2 separate regions of the Homo sapiens genome follow, and region 1 is linked to region 2. Evidence: chromatin loops called from intact Hi-C (ENCODE). Cell type or tissue: K562. All regions are shown on one strand. Links, peaks and the distances in the headings refer to the core of each region. The heading gives the core; the rest is flanking DNA.

Region 1 (2,800 bases), core at 169-2,668, 110 kb after region 2:
TGGCCTTTGGAGGTGGGGCACAGCCCGGAGTGAATGAGGGCCCAGAGTTTCCAGAGAACCGAATATAGATCTGTGTGTGAAGCCTCCAGATATTCTAATGTTGACAACGAAATCAAATTGAAAAAAAATAAAAATCAATAACCCCTGTGTGGGCCAAAAGAAGTAAGACAGAGGGCCTCTCTTCCTCCCTTTATTTCGACAAGCCCCTAATACTGGGTTTGGCTTTGTGACCCCAAGGCCCTGGCTTGCCCAATTGCAAATTCTGACCTAAGGAATTGAGTCTATATCTCTGGACCATCTCCTCTCACCCTCTCTTGGACCCTTTTGTAGGATCCTTCTCCCTTCTCTTCCTCCTATCTGAGTCCTTGAAGGACCAGTTCAGATATCACCTCCTCCAGGAACCCTTCCTTGATTTGTCCTCAAGTGGACATTCTCCCTCTCTGACCACTAACAGCACTTTTTGCTTTAATTAAAATAAAACACAAAACCCACCTATATACTTTAATAAATCTGAGGGCGGAATGAGGTCTTATCTCCTCACCACAGTGCTCATCCCAGAGCCAGGATACCAGCTAGTGTTGACTGAAGGGGCAGACAGGTAGACGGACAGATGGGGGGACTAAGTGAATTCTATCCCCAGCTCTGCCCCATCTGTCCAGAGTTCAGGACAGAGGCCTCGCAGGGCAGAGGCCTCGCAGGTCAGGGTTTCTCAACCTTAGCTGTGCATCGGAATTACCCAGGGGAGGCTGCAGACACCACAGCCCAGGGCATCTCACCCAGCTGGTGTGGGATGGGGCCTGGGCATCTGTATTTTTAAAACCCACTTTGACCATGACTGAAAATCAGGGTCTCAGGGGCAAGAGGAGAAATCCACCTCCTTAAGAGGCCATGACCCCTTGGGGCCAGCCTGTGGCCCTAACAGCTCCAGAGGGTCCCTCAGGGTCTAGACTGTGGCCCTCTGAGTGAATGCCCACTCGGTACCCCCTGGTCAGGAAGGGGAAAGTGGAACCCTCCTCTTTCCAGACAAAGAGCTGGGTGTACACGGCACGTGCCAGGCCGAGGGGCTCACCAGACCCCCCCCCCAACCAGGTCCAGGTAGCCTCTAAATGGTCCCATCCTGAGCAATGACACGGTGAGGGCAGAGGGGAGCCTGCAGCGCCACTACACTTAGGCACATCCTCCTACACCCCCTTGGCCATGGGAAGGGGGACTGCTCATTGCCATGACAACCAGGCTCTGCAGCTGGGGCTGCCTCCCCTACCTAGGCCAGCCCTCTGATGCCAAGCCCATGGGTGTGGGGGAGATGAGTGACTAAGGCCGGAAATGGGGGTGAGTCACCGGGGCCTGCTCTGTCCAGAGCCTTCTGCAAACAGGCCATCAACACAGGCAGCCTGAACGCCTGACTGGGCCCCCACTTGGGCAGGCTCCCAATGGAGGGGGCCCCTACTTCTGGCCCCTTACCCTCAGCTCCCCAGGAACCTGTTGGGGGAAGGGGTGACATTCCAGGCTGCCCCGCAAACTGGCACTGCCCCCCAAACACACACCCAGTGGAAAAGCCAAACAGAAGGAGGGTGCAGTCCCAGGCGGGGCCAGGTGCTGAGTCCCTGGTTGGGTGCTTCTGTGTCCCCACTGCTCGTGCTTCTGAACCCTGGGGCAGTGAGAGGACTGGGGTGTCCAGCAGGAAGGGCAGGGCCAACAGAGGTAAGGAGGCAAGGTCAGAGGGAGGGCTCAGGGCCAGGGCAGCGATGCTGCGAGGACCGTGGCTCTCCATCCAGCCACCCAGTAGACATTTATAGGTCCTGCCAGGCCCAAGCCCACAGATGTCGCCTTGACCTTGTTCCTACCTGCTCTGAGCAGGTGCACAAGCCGCCCACCTCCTACTGTTCCTGTGGGGTTTGTATCTACTTGAACCATCTCTGCCTTGATCCTGTAGCTGCCGGGCCAGTGACTGAGTGGGTGGAGACAATCACAAAATAATAGCAGTGAAAATGAGGGCAAACGAAAGCCAAAAGGTGGAAACAACCCGAGTGCTCATCAACAGATGAGCCTGTAATCCCAGCACTTTGGGAGGCCAAGGCAGGCGGGTCATTTGAGGTCAGGAGTTCAAGACCAGCCTGACCAATATGGTGAAACCCTGTCTCTACAAAAAATAAAAAACATTAGCTGGGCATGGTGGCTCACACCTGTAATCCCAGTACTTTGGAAGGCCGAAGCAGGCAGATCATTTGAGGTCAGGAGTTCAAGACCAGCCTGACCAACATGGTGAAACCCTGTTTCTGTTTAAAATATAAAACATCAGCCGGGCATGGTGGCTCACACCTGCAATCCCAGCACTTTGGGAGGCTGAGGCATGTGGATCATTTGAGGCAAGGAGTTCGAGACCAGCCTAACCAACATGGTGAAACCCTGTCTCTACTAAAAACATAAAACATTAGCTGGGCATGGTGGCTCACACCTGTAATCCCAGCACTTTGGGAGGCCGAGGCAGGCAGATCATTTGAGGTCAGGAGTTCGAGACCAGCCTGACCAACATGGTGAAACCCCGTCTCTACTAAAAATAGAAAACAGCCGAGCATGGTGGCCCACGCCTGTAATCTCAGCTACTAGGGAGGCTAAGGCAGGAGAATGCTTGAACCCGGAAGGCAGAGGTTGCAGCGAGCTGAGATTGTGCCACTATACTCCAGCCTGGGAGACATGGCGAGACTCCGTCTCAAAAAACAAAACAAAACAAAACAAACAAAAAACATATGAGACAGATGAGTGCATAAGCAAAATATGGTTTATCGATACAATGGAATAG
Region 2 (2,800 bases), core at 219-2,718:
GCGCCATTGCACTCCAGCCTGGGCAACAAGAGCGAAACTCCGTCGTCAACAACAACAACAACAACAACAACAACAACAACAGAACATTTAACAGTACATATATGGGCTGGGTGCAGGGGCTCATTCCTGTAATCTCAACACTTTGGGAGACTGAGGTGGGAGGATCACTTGAGGCCAGGAATTTGAAACCAGTCCGGGCAACATAGTGAGAGCCCCATCTCTACAAAAAATACAAACAAATAAACAAGCAAAAAATCCCCCAAAACTAGCCAGGTGCTCAGGAGGCTAAGGTGAGAGGATTGTTCGAGCCCAGGAGGTTGAGGCTGTAATAAGCTATGATTGTGCCGCTGCACTGCAGCCTGGGCCACAGACGGAGACCTTGTCTCTTAAACAAATTAGTTTAAAAAAATTTTTTTAAGTGTATATGTGGCTTACAGTATATTTCTAGTGGGCAGGGCTCCCCAGATAACAATAGCCCCTCAGCCCTGTCCAGTGTTTTGTATAATCTCTTTTAAAAACTCTGAGACCAGTGGGGTAGGGGCCACCTGCCTCTATTTTACAGACAGGGAAGGTGAGACTCTATGAGGTCAGATGACTTGGTCAAGGTCATATAGCCAGGAAGGGGTGGAGGCCCAGGTTTTCCTGACTCTAGATCTGAGACAATCCAGAGAGATGTCCCTGCTTCCCCATGGGCATTGACCCACACTGGATCACTCACTACACCCAGCCCCTCCTGCAGCCACTGCCCCCTTCCCACACTCCAGGAATCTTCCACTAGAAACAGCCCCCTGACAAATCCCATTAAGACAAATGCCTCTTGGGCCTCTGTTGAAGCCGAAGTCTGATTTGAGTTAGACTCTGGCCTACGATTCCCCGTCAAAGCTGCTGCCTTCACCCTGCAACTAAAGCCATGGCTCCTTTGTACCTGCTGCCACTCACATACATCAGGGTAGAAGAAGCAATGGCCACTGCTCCCTGGGACATGCCCATTTCTCTCCCACCCATACTCCTCCACCTGGGTTCCGCCTTATCTAGCTACTCCTTGAAGATGGGCATATTCAGTGATTCTAGGGGACTGTTTCTTTAATTTCCCCCCCGTCTGTCCCTGGAACGTGATAAAAATACCCAGCATTGATCTTTTTTTCTTCCCTTTCTGCCAGGATAATGTTTACCCAGGTGTCAATCAGGAGAAGAATTTGGCTTCCTAATTTCTCTTCTCCTCCCTGGGGGCCGCACATCTCCCTGCCTCGCATGGACACTGAGCTGGAATCAAGGTTACTAATAATCCCCCAGCACACACAGACACCGAAAGCACATATATTAAAGTCACATATTGATTTATATTTTCGGGTCCCTCTGCCTTTCTGCCCAGCCTCAGCCTTTCTCTTTGCCAAGGAGAAAAAAGAATTACACAGCCATATTTTTCGCCAAGATGTTTAGTGTAAAGAGCATTGTGTCTGAAGGTAATTCCCGCTCTCCCACCCTCTTTGCGGGTATTTTAAAAAAATAGTGTGGCATTGCCTATCCATATGCATTTATCTTTTTGCTGTTCGTTGTTTCAATTTTCCCTGAGGGTACCAAAGAGAGATTTAAGGTAGACTGTCAGAAGGTCTTCCTGGCTTGACAAATGGTGGGCTGCCATCTCCAAAGAGGCTGGTTGTTTCGCCAGCAGAGATAATCCTATTGCAGGTAGGGGTGGAGTGGGTAAGAGTGAGTGTAGAAGGCAGGGCAATGGATTCAGCAGCCTCTAGAGGTCACCCCAGGCTGGGTGTGGTGACTCATGCCTGCAATCCCAGCATTTTGGGAGGTCGAGGCGGGAGCATCACTTGAGGCCAGGAGTTTGAAACCAGCCTGGGCAACATGGTAAGACCCTGTCTCTAAAAAAAAAAAAAAAAGAAAAAAATTAGCCACGCATGGTGGTGCACATCTGTAATCCTAGCTATTCGGGAGAGTCACCTGGGCCTAGAAGTTCAAGGTTACAGTGAGCTATGATGGCTCTGCTGCACTCTCATTTGGGCTAGAGTGAAACCCTGTCTCTAAAAAAATTAAAAAAATAATAAAAGGCCGGGCACAGTGGCTCACACCTGTAATCCCAGCATTTTGGGAGGTCAAGGCGGGCAGATCACGAGGTCAGGAGATCAAGACTATCTTGGCCAACATGGTGAAACCCCGTTTCTACTAAAATACAAAAAATTAGCCGGGCGTGGTGGCGCACACCTGTAGTCCCAGCTATTCTGGAGGCTGAGGCAGGGGAATCGCTTGAACCCAGGAGGCAGAGGTTGCAGTGAGCCGAGATCGCACCACTGCACTCCAGCCTGGTGACAGGGCAAGACTCTGCCTCAAAATAAATACATAAATAAATAAATAATAATAAAAGAGATTACCCACCAGTTCAAATAGCACCTCATAATTACTGGCTGTGGTCCCATTTCACAGATGGGAAAATCAAGGAGTGAGTTTGCTTCCCATTGGCAGGGAACTGAGGCTCTGGATTCCATATCAACCTTGCCTTTCCACCTGGATTCAGGATTTGATGGGAAAATAACTTTCCTCCAGGTGGGGCTGACTCTTGCACTGAGACCCTGGGGGCGGGACAGCTGGGGGGTAGTGCTGGCAGAGGAGGAGCCTCATTCTTTAAAAAGGGCTCTCAAAGCACTAAGCCTGAGGCTCACAGTCTTCCCCTAACCTCTCCTCCCACCCAGAGGCCCTGTCACTCTGGCAGAGCAGACAGTTAAAAATGCCAGGCTAGGCATTTGACTCCAGTTCCCTCAGGGGCTCTTGGGATGGGAGCAGTGTTGAG

What was found. A loop is a pair of places that touch in the nucleus more often than their neighbours do. Peaks named below come from ENCODE experiments on the same cell type or tissue, not always from the same donor. Only the 100,000 strongest peaks of a DNase experiment are listed, where the experiment ranks them.
Region 1: it touches region 2 in a loop (2.5-fold over the local background); 13 of 110 quality-filtered maps call a loop at or near these places.

Annotation. Positions count from the first base shown.
Region 1 is chr17:45,122,884-45,125,683 of GRCh38, forward strand. The region is part of intron 1 of PLCD3 (phospholipase C delta 3); the gene reads right to left. Among named protein-coding and RNA genes, the nearest start is that of PLCD3, 8.2 kb to the right of the region's middle. In K562, for the core only: no CTCF peak of the experiment used is centred there; DNase peaks (open chromatin) are centred at 1,298, 1,662 and 1,897.
Region 2 is chr17:45,015,282-45,018,081 of GRCh38, forward strand. No RefSeq gene overlaps it. Among named protein-coding and RNA genes, the nearest start is that of DCAKD, 35 kb to the right of the region's middle. In K562, for the core only: a CTCF peak has its summit at 1,747 (motif pointing right); a DNase peak (open chromatin) is centred at 1,714.